2 separate regions of the Homo sapiens genome follow, and region 1 is linked to region 2. The links are chromatin contacts, found by Hi-C or POLR2A ChIA-PET in ENCODE. All regions are on one chromosome and are shown on one strand. The core of a region is the stretch at or near the end of the contact, and the rest is flanking DNA. Distances in the headings are between cores, read along the strand shown. Region 1 holds the start of ARID3B (AT-rich interaction domain 3B). Region 2 overlaps LOC107984788 (a long non-coding RNA gene).

What was found. Hi-C counts contacts between places; a loop is a spot of excess contacts on that map. ChIA-PET counts read pairs that join two places held with the same protein, here RNA polymerase II (POLR2A). Pooled maps may share reads with other maps.
Region 1: a loop to region 2 is called in a pooled map, with 2.2 times the contacts of the local background. The contact joins the promoter of ARID3B here to the enhancer-like site in region 2. A Hi-C loop is called at or near these places in 1 of 50 pooled maps. POLR2A ChIA-PET finds 5 or more read pairs at or near these places in 2 of 52 experiments (PC-3 and activated CD4-positive, alpha-beta T cell).

The regions. Positions count from the first base shown.
Region 1 is chr15:74,537,586-74,543,322 of GRCh38, forward strand. ARID3B (AT-rich interaction domain 3B) reads left to right here and starts at 3,635. Exons shown (of 9, transcript NM_006465.4): 1 at 3,635-3,745. It overlaps LOC124903528 (a long non-coding RNA gene), which reads right to left and starts at 3,503. Exons shown (of 2, transcript XR_007064719.1): 1 at 3,313-3,503. RefSeq lists enhancers at 2,891-3,020, 2,955-3,496, 3,071-3,220, 4,571-4,630 and silencers at 3,521-3,880, 4,397-4,581.
Region 2 is chr15:69,753,315-69,759,270 of GRCh38, forward strand. LOC107984788 (a long non-coding RNA gene) reads left to right here. Exons shown (of 3, transcript XR_001751592.3): 2 at 2,842-2,892. Among named protein-coding and RNA genes, the nearest start is that of LINC00593, 79 kb to the right of the region's middle. Within about 2 kb of position 2,342, at least 6 of the 41 ENCODE cell types and tissues checked have a DNase peak (open chromatin) inside an H3K27ac peak, as active enhancers do.

The sequences.
Region 1 (5,737 bases), core at 2,385-4,884, 4.8 Mb after region 2:
AATCTAACCACTTACCACTACCTCCACTGCTGTTACTTAGTTCAGGCCACCATCATCTTCTGCCAAGATTAGTGCTTCTACTCTTACCCCTTACCCTCATAGTCTATTCTCAACACAACAGCTAGAATGATCCCTTTAGAGATATAAATCTGATCAAGTAGCTCTTGTGTTCAGAACTCTCCAGGGCTTTCAGTGGTGACCGGCAAAATTGTTGCCATAATTGAGAAGGCCCTGCATGGTAAGGCCCCAGCTACCTTTTTTATCTGGTCTCTTAGCACTCTCCCCATCACTCACTCTGAATCAACATAGTGATCTCCTTGCTATTCCCATAGCACCTCAAGCAGGCTCCTGCCTCAGGGCATTTGAATTTGCTGTCTCCTCTGCCTGGAACACTCTCCCCCTAGATATCTACATGGCTTACACCCATTAAGTCAAGGCCAGTTTCTGCTTAAGGGCTCCTTATAAATTCTTCTCTGACTAACATCTAAAATAGCAGCTACCTGACACCACTGTCTAATCCCTACCCTGCTTTGTTTTCTTAGCATATATCCCTGACATTACATACTTGTTTTCTCTCCTCGAACTAGTAAAGATCCTTGCGAGCAGGGAATTTGTTTTGTCCATTGCTCAGTAAGCACCTACATGAGTGCCTGGTCTGGCATATAGTGGGAGTTGAATGAATATTTTTGATTGAATAAATAGGAGGTAAGGACAGGATGGGAAGGCAAGTAAGTAGGTTTCTCGATTTCAGGACATTCTACATTTTCTGTTACTTACATGATAAGGAAGTCAGGGGAAGTGGTAAGGGTATAGGTCAGAGATTTGTAGAGATCGTGGAGAGCAAGTTGACTAGAAAAATATAATGAAATTTCTAGTCACAGTTCACAGTCCTTTTTTTTTTTGAGACGGAGTCTTGCTCTGTCACCCCGGCTGGAGTGCAGTGGCGCGATCTCAGCTCAATGCAAACTCCACCTCCCGGGTTCAAGCAATTCTTCTGCCTCAGCCTCCAAAGTAGCTGGGATTACAAGTGCTTGCCACTGCGCTCAGCTAATTTTTGTATTTTTAATAGAGACGGGGTTTCACAATGTTGGCCAGGCTGGTCTCGAACTCCTGACCTCATGATCCACCCACCTCAGCCTCCCAAGTGCTGGGATTACAGGTGTGAGCCGCCGCACCTGACCCACAGTCCATTTAAAGTTGGTCTTTATTAATGTAGTGACGCCAATCTGTTCAGCAGGACACTTTTTCTTTTTTTGAGGTGGAGCTTTGCTCTTGTTGCCCAGGCTGGAGTGCAATGATGCAATCTCAGCTCACTGCAACCTCTCCTCTCAGGTTCAAGCTCTCCTGCCTCAGCCTCTGGAGTAGCAGGGATTACAGGTCTTCACCACCACGCCCGGCTAATTTTTGTATTTTTAGTAGACAGGGTTTCACCATGTTGGTCAGGCTGGTCTCAAACTCCTGACCTCAGGTGATCCACCCGCCTCGGACTCCCAAAGTGCTGGGATTACAGGCATGAGCCATCGTGCTCGGCCTCAACAGGACAATTTTTTTGTTTTTGAGATGAAATCTTGCTCTGTCACCCAGACTGGAGTGCAGTGGCGTGATCTCGGCTAACTGCAACCTCCGCCGTCCAGGTTCAAGCGATTCTTCTGCCTCAGCCTCCCCAGTAGCTGGGACTACAGGCATGCGCCACCACACCCAGCTAATTTTTGTATTTTTAGTAGAGACGGGGTTTCACCATATTGGCCAGGCTGGTTTCTAACTCCTGACCTCGTGATCCGCCCACCTCGGCCTCCCAAAGTGTTGGGATTACAGGCATGAGCCACCACGCCCAGCAACAGGACAACTTTCTATGACAAGGTACAAGCAAGGAGAAACACATAGGTCCATCCAGGGTGAGGGATTTCGTTGGGGAAAAAGGAGTGTTGTGGTGGGATTAAGATTAAGTAGGGGCAGGACTGTATTAATGTACCACTGAATCTAAAATGGATAAGGAAGGAAGTGAAGAGGGGATTAATGTATAAGAGATAAAGTAGAGGCTTTCAACCGATTAGATGCTCTGCTCTGATAAAGTGAAAGAACAGGCCGGGTGCAGTGGCTTACGCCTGTAATCCCAGCACTATGGGAGGCCGAGGCGAGCGGATCACCTGAGTTCAGGACTTCGAGACCAGCCTGGCCAACATGGCGAAACCTGTCTCTACTAAAAATGCAAAAATTAGCTGGCTTGGTGGCGCACACCTGTAATCCTAGCTACTCGAGAGGCTGAGGCAGTAGAATTGCTTGAACCCAGGAGGCGGAGGTTGCAGTGAGCTGAGGTTGCGCCACTGCACTCCAGCCTGGGCGACAGAGCAAGACTCCTTCTAAAAAAAAAAAGTGAAATAACAGTAATAACAGTTATGCTGTAATTCTATTTTTTTTGGGGGGGGGGAACAGTGTCTCTGTCACCCAGGCTGGAGTGCAGTGGCACAATCATGGCTCACTGCAACCTCCGCCTCTCCTGGGCTCAGGTGATCTCCCACCTCAGCCTTCCGAGTAGATGGGACCACAGGCATGCGCCAAAACGCCTCATTAAACTTTGTATTTTTTGTAGAGATGGGGTATCGCCTTGTTGCCCAGGCTGCTCTCCAACTACTGGGCCCAAGAGATTCGCCTGCCTCAGCCTTCCAAAGTGCTGAAATTACAGGCGTGAGCTACTGCATCAGGCCTATAATTCAAAAGTAGTCAAGCTGAGAGAATAGCAGGCTGTGGTTGAAAAGAGGGTTGTTCAAATTACTGAGTCGTGACGCGATAGCGTTTGGAGGGACAAGGTCCAGGTTTTAACTGGGATTGGGAGGCTGATATAAGGGTCGCTAAAGACGAGGCCCGATGTTGAATGGGTTGGCCACATAGGCTCTGAAATTATCAAAGATGGTCAGACGGGAGACAGACAAGGAGCTGGATACACAGATCGGCAGATTATCTCCAAACGGGGTGAAGTAGGTGACAGAGTCTAAGGGGAAGGGCTGAAGAAGCAAGTGTTTTTACAAGAGGTGACAGCACCTGGCACATAATCCCGACCTCTGCAAACTGAGACCTGAGAATACTAATTCATGTGAGAAAGTTTCAAGGGACGCAACATTCTCGGGACAGCCAGGTCTCTGTCCCAGGAAGGAGCGGAGAAGTTTAGAGACAAGCTGATCTAAACACGAGAACCTCTGAGGAAGACCGGCTTGAAGGCAGGAGATTGAGGAGGGGACCGAAGCGACGGCAAACCCTACACTCCTCTGCTCTTTAGTTACTTTCCTCCCAGCCAACCGCCCAAGCCACACCAACCTCCGCAATAGAAAACGCTCGGAGAACACGATCTCCCGCCCAGCTCTTTTCAACTCCCCGCGGAAGTGCTCACACCGGAACCCCTCTGTGTCCGCACTTTGCCATTGGCCGAGGCTTCCGCCCGCTTCCATTCGCTTCCTCCCACAACTCAGTCGGGCTGCGCGGTCCGTAGGAGTCACTTCCGCCTCGTCCCACCCCGCCCCCCGGTCCCTTTCTAGCAGCTTCCGGCTTCGGTCCCGCCCCGCCCCCTGTGGCCCCGCCCCGCCCCCGCCCCCGCCCCTGGCTGGCGGTCCAGCCCCGCGGCGCCGCTTCCGGTGCGGGCCCCGCCCCGGCTGTGGCCCCCGGCTGCGGAGGAGTCCGAGACGCAGCTGCCGCGCCGGGGCCTGAGCTGCCGCCTCCTCCGCCGCCCGAAAACCCGGAGTGCCCCGCACAGGTAAGTGGCCCGGGTCCGGGCTCCCTCAGGCATGGCGGGAGAGGAGGCTGCGACAGGTGGAGGGGCCGAGGCCAGGAGCCGAGGCAGGTGTAGAGAGAGAGGGGAATGCGCGAGTCGGGGGCGCGGGGACCGCGAAGGAAAGTGAGAGCGCCGCGGGAGCCCCGAGCGCCCTGTGCCCATTAGGGCATTTGAGATAAAGCGTTTGAGATAAAGCGATGAGAAGGGTGAGGGGCCCTGGAGCTGAGTGGGCGCGCAGATAGGTGGGGCGGGGGCCATCGGAAGAGCCAGCGGATTGGCTGGGAGGGTTGGTAGAGGTAAAAATGATAGGGCTGAATGGGGGGAGGTGAATAAAGAATGGGGGGAGGCGTGCAGGGGTGACCGGGAAGGTGGGCTGTGGGGCTTACAGGGGCCCGGGGCCAAAAGAATCCGGCAGCAAAAGCAGGGGAATGGTCAGCAGGCCGGGTTCAAAGCTGCAGGTAGTCCGTTGTACCCGGCTTGGTGGTCCGGGAACTTTAGGGGAAATGGGGGAGGGGCCCGTGTGAAGGGATGAAGAGGTTTAGATTTGAGACATAAGTTCTCCAAATGTAGGCAGGTGGCATTGTTTGGATCGCTGGCTGCTTAGGGACTGCGGGAAAATGGGCTCTTTGGGGGAGGGTGTGTGTATTGAGTTGTAGAACTGAGTCATCTCAGTCTTACTATAAGAGGCTGTGGGAGGGACACCTCCCCCTCTGCTGGGGACAGCATTCAGAGAAGATGGTGCCACAAGACAAGAAGCAGTTGTTCAGTGACTGGCAGGACTTGGTTGAGAAGTTATTCCGATCGTGATTGATTGACTGTAATGACTATGAGGACATTTAAAATGAACACCGAATTATTTGCTTTATTCTGTAATTTTCTTTGACCCAAATTGTTTTCATTTTAAATGAACACTTTTGCCAACTGAATTTAATGTGGATGTAAATCTTGTCATGCTTTTTTACACTGTAAGAAGAGCTAAAGCAGAATGAAAGTATTGCTGCAAGCGTAACTCACACTTTCTGAAGTGCCAAGAGAGGAAGTAAAGGCAGTAAGAGGCAAATTGGAATGCGAATCTTTCACAGAACACAAAAGGCACAAACAGGGCTATAAGATAAACAGAAAATGAGAATTTTTAATCTCTACTAATTGGCCTAGCTTTAAAAATTGTACCCTTTTTTACTCTAACCTGGAAAAAATCTTAAATCCAAGCAGTTTTTATTGCTGAAGATGTGATTACTTCTCCGTGAATTTTTGAAGATACTAAAGACACTTTGTTTTTTGTCTTTCGACCCAATCCTAAAACACTGGAACAATGCAGATATCAAGTCCCAACATGTGCAGTGCAGCTTCTTTCATGTGATGACAAAATTGTACGCCATGTTGCAAGTCCTGTTCACCTAAAATTGCCCTTGCATAGTAATCCATTCAGTTATGGAGACTTGCTGAAGAAACATAACTCAAGTGAAGTTTGTTGGGGGTGAGGGCCTGCAGGGGAGAGGTGGGGGAGTAAAAGGAGAAGAGGGTGTGAAAGTGATGTGTGTTTGGAGACTGATTGGTAAGAATGCAGATAAACCTGCCCCCAGAATGCTTTTGGCCCGAAAGACTTTTCTTTTTGTGTTTGTCAGAGAATATCATAATAGAAATGAATCAGAAAGAAAGGGGATGTGAAGAGATTTACTTCGCTGTTTATAAAAAAGAAGCAGCATTAACTTGTTGTTCAGACAATGTTGATATCTGTTTCAAATTAATTAACTTTAAAATCTCCAGAGGAATTCCCCCGTTTGCTTTTGAGTGACGATTGCAATTTGAGACTCTTGCCTCCTTGCGTGTTTCTTTCATGTTGTTGAAATTGGATTCTTTTTGAGGCTATAATGTCCAGTTAGTATGGCTCAGTCCACTCAACAAGCAGGCTGGCAATTTGATCAGGGAAATTTGAAAAGCTTAGACCCAAGAGCAGCTTGCTTGGTCTTGCTT
Region 2 (5,956 bases), core at 1,092-3,591:
GCTTACTTATCGGAATCTACCACATGCTAAACACAGCAAATGACAAAAAGATCCACATCGAGGCAAATTATTAGGAAATTTCAGAATACCATAGATCAAGAAAAAATATCAAAAGCTTCCAGAAAAGAAAAACGAAAAGCAAATAAAAACAAAAACATATATAAAAGATCAGGGTACAGGATGGCGTTGGATTCCTCAACAGTGGCTCAGGAGGCTGACTGAGGCTGTAGAATTCTATACCCAGCCAAACTATTAATTGAGTGTGAGCTTCTCAGCAGCAACACTGAAAACTACAAGCAAAGAAGCAGTATCTTTAAAATTCTGAAGAAAAGTGACTTGTGAAATAGAATTTATGCCCAGCCAAATAGCAACCCACAAGAGCGCTAAAGAATTTTTTAAATGACAGTCCCCCCACATTTTCCTTGCATTCTCCTTGTCTCAGGATGCTGCTGGAGGGACTGTTCTGCTAAAATGAGGCGGTCAACCAAGAAAGAGGAAGACATAGAATCTGCAAAGCAGATGACCTGGTGGAGGAAAAACTGAAGGGATATTAGGATTGTGTGGAGAGATGCTAGGTTTGCAGCAGGGCCCAGGCACAGAGCACCATCTCTTCCTGTCAACAAGGCCCCACTGTACTGTCGCTGGTGCTGTGGATCCCCTGAAAGCAGACTGACTCTCATTCCAGCCCCATCTGTCTTCCCCAGCTACCTCACCCACTGCAGCTCCAAGGCCAGTCTCCTTGCACACCCTCCACAGGGCACATGGAGACTTCTGGAGTCCTCCATGCATCACAGGAATTGAGGAAGACTCTGGCATTCTGTCATCTGCTGTGTTGGTTTAAATGCCCCAGCCCAGTTGCCTCATCTTTTAAAAAGGATAATAATTAGCACCAATGTCACAAGGCCAATGTGAGAGTTTATATTTGCAAAGCACTTAGAATGACATCTGTCACATAGTAATGCAATATCGGTATTTGTTAAAATACATTATGTAATGATGTGAAGGTGAAATAGTAGTAGGCTAGAAATGTGTCACTTTAAACTTTAAAAGCTATGGCAAGTTCATCATCTCCCATTGGTCATGTATACCTAGACACTCCCAAATGGACCTTCCTAAAAGCACTTCAACTTGTGATGCCAGTGCAAGTCTGGCCACATTGATTCCTGCTGAACATAGGTTAGTGATTCCTCCTTGCTCTGTGGAAGAGGTCAGGGTTCTATTCTCAGGCCACTAGGATCTGCTCTGCTGTCCCCTCCAGAGTCACCTTGAACCAACCCTTCCTTCCCACTTGTCCTCCAGCTCTGGAAACTTTCTTCAGCATCCTTTCATAAACTGTGCTCCCTCTTGCTTCAAGACCTTCACCCAAGCTATTCCTTGTGTCTGCGTGGCTCCTCCTGCCACTATCTTCTCCTTCCTTTAGCCAGCTCCTGCTCACCCCTTGAATCTTGTCTGGGTTATCATTTTTTGCAAAGAAGTCTTCCCCAGACCCAAAAGAGATGATAAATCCCGTGATGCATTCTCATCCATGTTACGTTTAATTCTTACATTCAGCATGACCTGCAATTGTTTGGGTCATCCATCCATCCATCCATCCATCCAACAAATGCTTATTGAATGTCTATTGTATGCCAGGTACTTTTCTTGGCCTTAACCATATAGCAGTGAACCAAACAGACAGAACCCCCTTGCCCTGGTCTCTAGCAGTTATTTGATGTATATGTGTTACAAAGCAATCTCAAAACAGATATACCCAATTTGGGGCCCAGCTCTATCACTTCTGTTTCATAAACAATAGAATTTCTTTTCTCGTGTCCACTCTGTGCTGGGCTCCTGCAGTACAGACATAAAAGAGATAATTACCACACGTTTGTCTTTGAGAAAGTTACTTAATGCCTCTGATCCTAATTTCCTATATGAAAATTTTCTCTGCCACCTTTGAGGGGCCATGAGGATTAAATTACTGGACAGTTCTCTCTGTTCATGTAAAAGGGCTGTCGCATATGCAGTTGAACAGCAGAAGCCTCTTAAACAACCTGAGATCAACCATCAAAAACACAAGAGCAAGACTCCTAAGCAGTTCTTTGCTTACCACTATATTCCTAGTGTCTAACAGGTACCTGGAGGAAAGCAGTCTTTAATATATTATTTGTTAAGAAATAAGCCAATGAAATACTGCTACCTTCCCTAGAAAGATGATGGATTGAAGGCACAATCCTACTCCTATGAAACTCATGAAGATCTCCTCGAGCAATGGCAGGAAACAGAGCTGCTGACTAGCAGTTTCGCGGGAGGTTAAAAGAAGAGAAGCCCCACCCAGGCGGAAGGTCGCTGCGGTTTCTTTGGTGAATGATCCGTGCCCCAGCTCTCCCATTTAGACCCTAGTTAATCTGGCTACCCTTGTAACCAGGCCAGCCCTCTAGAATAACAGAGCCTGAAGTGAGGAGGTGGGAGGAACATTCATGAGTGGGTAACCCTGTGACTAATCCAGAGAAACAGTTTCAAGACTGGTGGTTCACCCCAGCCTTGTTTGTGTCTAATTTCCCCAGGGGCAAATCAGCCCCTTCATTTCACTCTGAGGTTTAGGGTTTCCCCTAGAGCTCTTGGTGAGACTCAGCCAGGATGTTTTGCATAAGTGTGGGAAGTCTTGGAGGTGGAAGTAGGAAATGGGGTGGAGAGTAAAGGTGAGACTGGATGGGGGGCACTCTGTCCATCCCCACTTCTGAAAAGCTTTGGCATAATTCAAATCAATTGTTTCTTCCCAGGCTATTTTGCAGAAGAATTAACACCAAAGGAGACAGAAGAATTGAGCCTTTTAAAACAAGTTTTTGTTTTTTTTTCCAGGAGAAAGGTGGGGAGAAAAATAAGAGCTGGAAAACACATGGCCCTAAACAGGTGAGAAGTAATAGGCCCTATCTTTTGTATCTGGGCCAGCCATAATTCTTGACAAATAGTGTGCATTTCACAAATGTTCATCAGTGAGTTGAAAGAACATGGGCTCTCAAAGCAGATCCACCTGGTTTGGGGCCTGGCTCTATCACTTCTGTTTCATAAACGGTGGCCTTTTTTTCCATGTGTCCACTCTGTGCTGGGCTCCTGCAGTACAGACACGAAGGAGGTAATTACTGCACATTTGTCTCTGAGAAAGTCACTCAAGGCCTCTGATCCTCATTTTTCCTATATGAAAATCTTCTCTGCCTCCCTTAAAGGGCCATGAGGATTACGCTGGACAGTGCTCTGTCCGTGACAAAGGGCTGTGGCATCTGCGTGCAGTTAAACAGCAGAAGCCCTCTTGAGCAACCTGCAATGGACCAGCTTGCTAGATTAATGTAGACTCTCCACACTACTCAGCTAGCACTGTGCCCATGCCTGGGATACACTAAACCCTTGAAGCTAGCAGCTCCAACTGAAGCTTCTCTCCAGTTTTCCTGGGCACATATGTTTCCATTGGTTGAGCTGTGTGTGCTTACTGAGGGCTATTTGTATTTCTTCTCAACCTGTACCTGTTACTCTGATTAAATAATGCAATCCATCATTTCATAATGCAATGAAATATGAGTGCAAAAACGTAGAGTTGTTTCTTTGCAAGCTAAAGTGAGTGCTTTGGAGAGAATCAATGCATGCTATAACGGAACAACCTCCTGGTGAATTCAGTGTAAGTGCGATAACTATAAAGGTTAGAGGAAAAAACAACAAAATAGAGTCTTTGGCATTCAGTTTTATATTCTCTTTCACTTTAAAGAAACAGAGACTACATATTGTTGGTGCTACCTCGTGGGCGTGATTTATCTGGGGAAGAATTCCAAACAGCCAACCCAGAGAATCCCCCATTTTCTATGACTGTCTTGGGAAAGTGGGTCTGACAAAGCTGAATCTCATCAGATTCAAGAGGGGGTGTTCGGTGGCTTTAATGCTTCTCCGTAAAGTGGATGGGAGAGTGTCAGGGCTAACTCAAGCCACAAAGGGTTCTGAGAACCTCAGAGCTGGGAAGGGCTTCATGTTCACTGGGCCCAGGCATCCCCTGGGGTGGGCACCTCCACCGCAGTCCCACTGCCAGGTGGCTGCCCAGGCTCCTGACTGATGCCCCAGTGACTCAACACCACTGAGACCTGGTTCGGTTTGAGTCGTATTCTGGTAAGCGTGCCTGACTCACTCTGCTCTCCCTTCTCTGTGCTCCTTGATGTACCCTCCTTTACCCCCAGGTGAAAAAGCTCCATTAACTTTGTCACAGCAGGTCCAGAAAGAAGCTAACACTGTAATATGAATTAGCTTAATATATTCTCAAGGTACCTATTTTCCCAGCAGGACAAGGCCTGCTTATCCTTTCAGATAATTCTTCATTCTTTCCTAGGGCCTTCCCATCTCTCCTAGCCCCAAGATCCAGGTCCTTCATCCAAAAGACCTACCCTAGGCCCCATTTCTGCACATTTCCGGCAAGATTCTGCCTGATCACTGCCTCAAGTTGATAGGACAAAATATTGTACCTGGGATCAATAAAAATTCTAATTCTAGCACTTTTTTTTTTTTTTTTTGAGACGGAGTTTTGCTCTTGTTGCCCAGGTTGGAGTGCGATGGCGTGATCTCGGCTCACTGCAACCTCCGCCTCCTGGGTTCAAGTGATTCTCCTGCCTCAGCCTCCCAAGTAGCTGGGATTATAGGCAGCTGCCAACATGCCTAGCTAATTTTTGTATTTTCAGTAGAGATGGGGTTTCACCATGTTGGTCAGGCTGGTCTCGAACTCCTGACCTCAGGTGATCTGCCTGCCTTGGCCTCCCAAAGTGCTGAGATTACAGACATGAGCCACTGTTCCCGGTCTAATTCTAGCACTTTCTAACTCTTAGACCTTGGCTTACATAATTAATGTTTCTAAAAGCTGTGATTTTTTTCATTTGCATAATGGAAATTGAAATAGCTCATTGTGATGGTTCTTCATTCAACATGTTTTTAAAGTCCCTACGAGGTGCTCAAGCACTCTGCTGCTGTGATACTGTGGGTACATGACTGGGAAAGCCAGAGGCCATCTGATACAGCCACAGGAATGAAGCTTTGCTGGTTGATAGATGGGATAATGCAGGGGTTGGCAAACTTTTTCTGTAAAGCGCCAGATAGTAAATATTTTAGGCTTTATTCTGCCATAGTAGTGCAAAAGCAGCCATAAACAATATATAAACAAATGGGTGTGGCTCTGTGCCAATAAAACTTCACAAAAAACAAGCAGCAGGCTTTGGCTTGTAGGAAGTAGTTTGCCTACTGCTGGGCTAAAGGTTAATGTTTGTGGATTGAGGGTCAGTTCCAGATCACTCCAAGAAGGTGGCTTCAGATGATGAACATGTGGACTTAGGCTGGCATGCTGGGAGTTCTTCAGGAGGGCCTCCAAATGCATCATTCCTCTTGCTTATGCAGAGCTGGACGGGTTAGATCTCAAGCTGGCTTAATTAACTTTCCAGGCCTTCTTCCTTAATGGCAAAGTACAAATTCAGTAGCATTCAGTGGCCCCTTATAACAGACACAGTAAGTATGACAAAGATACAACCCAGCCTACACTACTGGGATGACAGGGAAAAGTCATCCCAGCAGGGTTTAACTAGTGGTTTCCCAAACTTGAACACTCATTGAATCACTCAGGATGCTTGTTAAAAATACAGATTCCTGGACCCCTACTTTAGAATGATTATTTCAAGCTATAGAGATGACCTGGGGATTCTGGACCATTAGCATGTGGACCAGATGATTTTAAAGGAGGGAAACTCAGAGTTAGGCCCCTTTTAGCTGTGACATACAGTGGTTATCAAAAGAGTAAAGGAAGCCTGTCTGCCCTTGCTGGGCTGTGGTGGGACAGAGAATGGTGGTGGTGGGGATCGTTATCTTGTCTGCAAAGACGTGGCAGGATGTGGTTGACCTGAACTTCCTGTGAATCAAGGAACCAGAGAACAGGGGGGAGAGATTCACAGCCCGGCAG